3 separate regions of the Mus musculus genome follow, and regions 1 and 3 are each linked to region 2. Evidence: chromatin loops called from intact Hi-C (ENCODE). Cell type or tissue: heart. All regions are shown on one strand. Region 1 overlaps Ampd2 (adenosine monophosphate deaminase 2). Region 2 overlaps Atxn7l2 (ataxin 7-like 2). Region 3 holds the start of Ampd2 (adenosine monophosphate deaminase 2).

Evidence for each region. Peaks named below come from ENCODE experiments on the same cell type or tissue, not always from the same donor. Only the 100,000 strongest peaks of a DNase experiment are listed, where the experiment ranks them.
Region 1: it touches region 2 in a loop (2.4-fold over the local background); 4 of 42 quality-filtered maps call a loop at or near these places.
Region 3: a loop joins it to region 2, with 2.6 times the contacts of the local background. A loop is called at or near these places in 4 of 42 quality-filtered maps.

The regions. Positions count from the first base shown.
Region 1 is chr3:108,074,264-108,076,763 of GRCm38, forward strand. Ampd2 (adenosine monophosphate deaminase 2) reads right to left here. Exons shown (of 18, transcript NM_028779.5): 13 at 2,350-2,476; 14 at 2,095-2,258; 15 at 1,708-1,828; 16 at 1,268-1,441; 17 at 986-1,096; 18 at 1-858. The coding sequence ends at 652. Among named protein-coding and RNA genes, the nearest start is that of Gm12500, 10 kb to the right of the region's middle. In heart, a CTCF peak has its summit at 1,198; no DNase peak of the experiment used is centred here.
Region 2 is chr3:108,202,957-108,205,456 of GRCm38, forward strand. Atxn7l2 (ataxin 7-like 2) reads right to left here. Exons shown (of 11, transcript NM_001289545.1): 8 at 1,760-1,958; 9 at 1,545-1,666; 10 at 292-1,087. Among named protein-coding and RNA genes, the nearest start is that of Cyb561d1, 3.4 kb to the left of the region's middle. In heart, a CTCF peak has its summit at 1,207 (motif pointing left); DNase peaks (open chromatin) are centred at 1,105 and 1,725; H3K27ac peaks cover 515 bases.
Region 3 is chr3:108,084,372-108,086,871 of GRCm38, forward strand. Ampd2 (adenosine monophosphate deaminase 2) reads right to left here and starts at 2,295. Exons shown (of 18, transcript NM_028779.5): 1 at 1,847-2,295. The coding sequence starts at 1,856. Gm12500 (predicted gene 12500) reads left to right here and starts at 1,605. Exons shown (of 1, transcript NM_001358018.1): 1 at 1,605-2,500. The coding sequence starts at 1,855. The coding sequence ends at 2,472. It also overlaps a transcript of Gnat2 not described here. In heart, a CTCF peak has its summit at 1,072; DNase peaks (open chromatin) are centred at 1,060, 1,550 and 2,340; H3K4me3 peaks cover 2,500 bases; H3K27ac peaks cover 2,051 bases.

The sequences.
Region 1 (2,500 bases), 130 kb before region 2:
CCTCCAACTGAGACAGGTCAGGGCAGCTGCCCCCTCCCACAGGGATACAAGGGGGCTGGTAACAAAGGAACACGTGGGCTGGGGAGGAACGGGGCTGATGGGCAGTGACTCAGCAGGGACAGTGGGCCAGCCCCTCAGGCCAGGCCTCCAGGGCCGTGAGTGAGCCTAAGTCCTGCTCTGCCCAGCGCAGACCAGCTGGAACTTCAGAGGCTGAGCAGCCAGTGCCACAGCAGAGAGATAACGAGCCCCTCCTGTCCCACAGCCACATAAACAAGAGGGAAACTCAACTTGAACTCTAACCAAAGCCTGGGTTCCCGGTGCTCAAGGGGCCAGCCCTACACAACCATCCCAAGCCCCTGTGGACACTGAGGATACCATAGGACAGCCAGACTTCTGACAATTCTGAGATGGGTCACGAGCAGGGCCAACTCTTAAATCTCAGCCACCAGGTACCACCTGAGCCGAGACAATAATGAAGCAGATTCCTGGACTTGCTTTCACTGAGGTGGCCCAGAGGCAAGACATGGTCGAAGACATGCAGGACAGAAACATAGCACGGAGACATGCAGAGACCACATCAGGTGGGAGGGGTCTAATCACGGTCACAGTCAAGTCGCTGAGATGGGACGAGCACTGCACAGACCAGGTGCACTAAGGCCCTGGGCTCATGACAATGCCCACTTCCTCTGGGATGGTCTCCAGCATCTCACTTTGGACGGCCTGTGTGATAAGTGCCAGCTCCTGGCATAGCGTCTCATAGCGGTAGCCCACTCGGATGTCTGGCACGTTGGTACGGCGGATATCATTGCCCTCAGGGCCCTCCTTGGTATAGTTGGGTCCCAGCCAGTGGCTTTTCACCTGCAGGGGTATAGGTAACAGGCAGAGATGCAGGTAGATCCAATTATCACAGGGACAAGGTCAGGACCCCAAATACAAAGGAAGGGAGAAGGGTAATGGCCAGCCCCAAGCAGGCTGAGTTCCATACCTTGTGAGAGAAGCCACTCATGAGCACGCTGTTACGGGCCAGCTCGCACATATCGCAGGAGCTGAGCTTCCACACCTGGGTGGCGATGCTGTACTCCTCCATCAGGGGCTCCTGCACAGGCCAGGTTCCTTGAGGCAGGTATCAGGCCCCTGCCGTCCCCCCCTCCTTTAAGGACTTAGCTAACAGTTGCTAAGCTCCAGCAGCAAGGGGGCAGCACCAACCTAGAGGCACCCAGTATCCCCCAGATACCTGCCCTTGGCTGCCCGCTGGCCTGGGTCTGACCTTGGTGAAGTGGAACTGCAAGGGATCATCTGTGGACAGCGAGACCATGAGGCCACGGGACAAGTACTCAGGGAGAGGGTTCCGGTGGTAGCTGAGGAACAGGCTGTTGTTGCTGAGCGGGGACATGGCGATGCCGATCTGAGCCAGGTAATACAGGTACTGCAGGACGGGGGCCTGGGCAGGAAGGGGGAATGGAGGACTTGTCAGGTGGCCTCAGTGCTGGGAGGGCATGCGTGCTGGCTCTGGGGCTTAGGGGAAGAGGGTGGTCCAGGCGAGGACTCACATAAGAATGATGAATCCTGGGCTGGGCTCCCCAGCTAGAGGATGGGTGGGAAGAGCTAATTATATTGGGAAGGAGGAATCTGATCTCATGGCTGGGGGAGGAGGAGGATGGGGAAGGCAAGCAGCTGCACGTGGAGGCTGGGGGTGCAGACCCTGACCTTGCGCAGGAGCAGCCCGTGGGAGATGTTCTCGGCCAGCATGAAGGCTGATACCAGGTGGTGGATGGGCCCGGCCTCCCCACAGTGCGGCCTCAGCACGAACGTGTGGAAACCTCTCTGCCTGTGGGGTATGAAGACAGAGTCAGATCCAGAGCCTGGGCACGCCTAAGCTCACCTGACCCCAGATCCCACATCACTCATATGTATGCCCTCCAGTGAGTGACAGTGGGGAACTAGGAGAGAAGACAGGGGCAGAGCCTTAACGGGAAAGGATGGAAAATTAAGTCTAAGGGCAGAGAAAGAGCCTGTCAGTCCAGGCACAGGGGCCATGGGTGTCAGGGCACCATTGACCTCAGCTCAGGAAGCACGCACCCCTGGGGCACGCACCTGCGCAGATGGTTCAACATAGCCATGTTAGCGAAGGTGTAGTACAGGTAGTAGGCATAGGGAGGGTTGTCCTCCTCCACCCAAGCTTCTGGGAGGGGACTCTCCAGGTTGAAGACGTGGTTCTCTGGCTTGGACTCATCATCCACGCTATCAAAACCATCCACCTGGCGAGGAGCTGGTGGTCAGACCTAGAGCCACAGCTGGGGCCAACCCCAGCTATCCTGCCCTGTCCCAGCCCATGCCACCACCGCTCACGTGCTCCAGAAAGAGGTGCAGCTCCGGGTGGCTGGCAGGGTGCACAGTAGCCTCAAACAGGGGCAGAAAGATGTTCTCCAGCATCTCTTGGAAGTTGGCCAGCTGGCCCTTGGTGCGGTACACATCGCTGCGGGGAGACAGGACACAAACA
Region 2 (2,500 bases):
TTCAAAAAGAAGTGGTCCTTTCATTAAAGCAAAGATAGGAGACAGCATGTCCTAGGCCCAAAGGAAAAGACTGGGCATAGGAAAGGTCCCTCAGGAAAGAGCTGGGGTCACCCTGGAAAGAACTGACCAACCTCTCCCCAAAGTAGGTAGCCCAGGAGCTCTCTCAATTCCCCCTTTCTTCCCCCCTTAGCATCCTTAGCACCTTCTCCATGTCGTGTACCTACTGTGCTCCCCAGCCTCAGCCCTCCCAACCCCTCTCTGCCCATGGTCTTCAGGAAGCTGGATTGGTACCTTCAGTGTAGAGCACTTCTCCTCAAAGGGCAGGGCTGGACCTGGCTTCTTGCGACGCACAGAGCAGGTCCCATCAGGAGGGACACCAGCCTGACAGTGCTTGGCCTTGACTGGCCGGCAGTAAGTGGCCAGGTTTTTCCGCTTCTTGGCTACCTCCTCCTCGGAGAGGCAGGTGGTTGGCAGGACCTTAGCTGGGTGTCCGGCCACTCCTCGGTTTTCTAGCTGAGAAGCCTTGACGGGTATGGGGGATGGATGAGGGGAACCCCGACAGTCCAGGGGACCGGCCCGTTTCACTCGTGGCCCCACTGTTCCATTAAGCCCCAAGTTCAGGGCTGTTTTAGTCTTGGTTGAGAGACCCCGACAGCTAGAGGGTTTGCCCTTTCCAGCAGGCTCCAGGATGCAGGTCCGTTTGAAGGTGGTGGGGCCAGGGGATAACTTCCGCTTTCGAGAAGGGGCCTCCATCTCCACCCCCTCCTTGCCTTTGGATGACTTGCTGGCCTTGGAAGGTGGCAGCTTGCTGAAGGACGGAGATGGAGTGTTGGCAGGCAGCGGTGAGGTAATAGCCTGGCTACCGCCCATGCACTCTGCCTGGCTGCAGGCAGCTGCTACACTGGGGGAGCCTGCAGGATAGCTAGGGACAAGGCTGTCCTTGACGGGGGGTATGGAGGCTGGACAGGCAGGTCGGGGGGCTGGACCTGGAAGTCGGGGACAGCTGCCCATAGGGGATGGACTCAAGGGATCAGATAAAGATGGACTGACAAGATGGGATGGAGGCTCGGCTGCTGGTGGGATTTTCCTGTAGCAAAGAGAAAGGCCCACTGTGATACTGAGCAAACACCAGGGCTGCCCTAATATACACTAGTCTCTGCACCTTCAAATGGCCAGCAAAGCCCCAGACTGCTGCCCCCTGCTGGGAGACAATGGAACTAAGCGGAGGAAGGCACAAGAGGAGGAATGGTCATTGTATCAGAACAAGACAGAGCTACCTGTAGACACATTAACTACCTGATTTTTTATCTCAGTTTGGGCCCTCCCTGTCCTACATTGCCTAACAGGTACTGGAAGTGATGGGCAAGTATCTAGATTCACCCAGATCACCCACTCATGCCCTCCTCCAGGCTACTGAGTCTCACCCCTTCATGCCACACCCCATTTGGGTTTTTAGCAATCAGCCATGGTATACCAGACTGGGGTTTCTGAAGCCCAAGTACACTTGAGCCCGAGGAAGAAAGTTCTGAGAACATGAAACTCACTTCCACATGTGTGAGCTGAGATGCCGTTCCAGCATGGAGCTGAGTGCTGAGCAAAACCGGTCCAGCCGGCGGCTAAACACATAGCATCCTGGGCTCACCAGCCGGCTTCCAAATGTGCAAAACTGGAGGCAGAAGAAAGGACGAACGTGGTTGGGAGGGCCTGAGATACAAGACTTAGCCACCCTCCACCCCAGCTCCCTGTCCTGCCCCCTTACCGCCTGTGGCCTGGGGGGCCGAGTTGCGTAATGGCAGTCAGGGGAAAGGTGGAGGTCATCAGATATCCCCTCCTCCTCACTCTCCTCACTGGAGGCCTGGGCCCCACCCCGGGGCAGAGGGAAGGGGAATAGGCCTGGATCCCCATCACCACCACAGGGACCTTCGTCATCCACCTCACTCTCAGAGGAGGCATGGGACCTGAAGGGCCAAGGGAGATGGAAGGATGATGTGAGTGATTCGGAGTAGAGGGAGGGTGTCCGAGCTCTCTCAAACAGCCAGGGCAGACACACCCTTCTGGGGACTCAGATGAGGGGGGAGGGTGAAAAGACAGGAAAGTACTATATAGCTCACAGAGTGAGAGGCAGAACCAAGGGCCACAGCCTCCAAGAGATTCTCTCTTTAGCCCCTTCCTAGGCCTTGTCTTTTTAAGGAGAAAATCTGCTTCAGATTTGCTTCCTCCAGAAAAACCTTCCCGGCTTAACTACCCCCAGCGCTGGTCAGCCTAGTCAACTCTCTTCGTCACATACTCCTGGGAGCCTGCCTGGGAGCTGCGCCTGTGTTTCACATCTACCCCCTGAGGAAGTGCACATGAGCAGGCTTTCCCACAGCCCAGGGCAGCCTCTGCACACAAAGGGACCAGTGGATGACTGCACAGTGACACTGCTTCACCCAGGACCCTGGCCCGTTTAGCTCTCTGATGATAAGCGCTAATCCATGGAGGAGCGAGAAAGACGTTCACA
Region 3 (2,500 bases), 120 kb before region 2:
GAATCTATCTCAGTACAGTACAAAGCCTAGATAAGCACAGTCAGCAGGATAAGAATAGGCCAGAGGCGGTTAGTCAGGGTGTCAATACAGGCAGCTATAAGGAGTTGATAACACCCAATCAATCATCGAAATGTCTTTCTTTTAGCCATTAGACTTGAGAGTTAAAGACACATCCCTGGAAGCACAAACTCTAGTAGCTAAGTCCTCACCAGGATGGACCACAGGGCCAGCTGCAGATGGTGCAGAGATGCCCACTTAGGTCCAAAGGATGCAGCGTACATAGCCCACCAGCCATTTCAAGGGCTCCCCACTCTCCTGAAGAAATTCACAACACAGGCCTGGAACAAGCCAACAGGAAGGACACTGGCAATAGGTGTTAGCAATCTGGTTGTGTAGGTGTTAGCAATGCATGACCCCATATGTCAGACCTCACCACCCCACTCACCAGGGAGGGAGTTCTAGATCTAGGGTCTTGGAAAGAATAAGTAAAGGCAAGTCTAGCCTGAGTCTGCCTGGTACCAATCAGAGTAGCCAGTCCGCAGTCAGTCCCACACCCTCCCCACTCCATTCACATACACTTCACACGCAGTCTTAGCATCTGCACAAGCTGACACGTGTGCATATACATCTCGTGGGCACCCACATCCACACCCACTCCTTGTTACGGAGGGCAGCACCCCTGACATGGAAACCTCAGGCACCCCCTCCCACCTCCCTCCCTGCGCCATCAAGTCAGCCAGTCAGCCGGGGAACCGGGGAACCGAGGTCGAGAGGCATCATTGCAGAGAGGGTGCTGCAGAAGGGGACCTTATCGGAGGCACTCAGTGGCCTGGACAAGAGGAGGGGAACCCATGCCTGAAACCAAGAACTCTCACCTGGAGCGGCAGCGGAAGCTTGCAGGCCGGCCCGCTTCTTAAAGGGATATTTGGCCTTGGACTTGCCTGGGCCAGGATAGGATGCCATGGCTGGGGCCAAGGCGACAGCGGAGGAACCTCACCGGCTGGGGCCAAGCTCTCCCACATCCAACCCCTTCCTCCGCCCCGCCCCCAGCGGGAGTGACTGATGCAGGAAGCAGCGCCCCGCAGGCGGAAGAGGCTCTGGCCACGATTTCTGATGTTGTCTAGGCAACCTCGGGGAGTGGGGCCTCCATCCTGCCCCTTATCCCTCTCTTCCCACTCCAGTCTTTAGAGTGCCCTGTCTGATGGTGGCTAGGGCCGGGGTCGGGATGCAGAGAAAACAGATGGAGCAGCACCAGCTCTAAGCTCTTTACTACCCTCACCCCACCTCGGGAACCCTCATCCCTTGCCAAGGCTCCAAGGCAAAGAAGCCAAAGTCCAGGCTAGGCTGGTCCAGCCAGCCAGAGAGAAAAATAATAGGCAAGAATACCGCCTGAGCTCCAACCTCAAAACCCATTTCCTCCAGGGAAGGAACAACGGTACTCATGAAAACCCAGAGCCTCTGGGGCAGAGCCCCCCTCTTTTCTTCTCCATCTGACCCCTGCTCTAGGGACAGCCCAGCTCCGGGAGGAGGCAGAACTGAGAATTCGAGCCCAGGAGGGAGGGGCCTGTCTTGGGAAAATTCCACTGACCGGCAGAAGCTGTCTCCTAGGAAGACAGGAAGAGTAGGAGGCTGGGTCTTGTCTGAGGTCGATGGGAAAGACCCCAGCCTACTCTGACCTGTCGCTCTGCCTGTACACTCAAGATCTGCTTCCTTGGACCCTTCTAGGAGCCGTTCACGTCCCCTAGGTCTTGCAGGCATTGCCAAGACCCCCCACCCACTTATCACCCGACCCAGGCACCTCTGCCTTGGAGTCCCTTTATCAACCACACACGCGCCACACACTTACCTGAGGCCATGCTGCCCAAGTCCCGCGTGGACCAGGAAGGCAGCCTACGAAAGTCTGCACAGCGAGGGAGCCGGGCTGAAGAGGGGAGAGGGCCCCCACCGGGGCGAAGTCGCGCCACTGGCCCCTGCACCCGCACTGAGAAGCGGGAAGGAAGGCAAGGTTTTCAAAATGGCCAGCTGGCCGGGGGGCGGACTCCCGCCGACTTCAGCGGCCAGACTGACCTCAGGAGACCCCGGAGTCGCGACCCCAAGCCTGCACTCAAGAGGAAACAGGCCACGTGCTCCCCAGAAAACCGGACCCGGAATTCGCCTAGGGTTCTTTCACCACTTTCTGGGAATCAATTAGGGATCCGGCTCCTGTGGCCGGGCTACGGGGGAGTCACGCAACAGGTGCGACCCCGCCGAAACCTTCCGGGCTGCGCGCCAATCTCGCGTACCCCAGGCCCCGCCAAGTCCGCGGCCACGCCCCGTTCGGCCACGCCTCTTGGCCTCCTGGCCACGCCCCAACCATTTTCCCAGTTCCCTTACGCCACGTGGGCAGCCTCCGGACCAGGGTTGGCCTTGGCTTGGCCCTTTGGTCTTGGGCGATTTCTGTGCGTCAGTTTCCTCATCAGTAAGATGGGATGAGGCAATGGAAACACCCCATCCAAAGAAA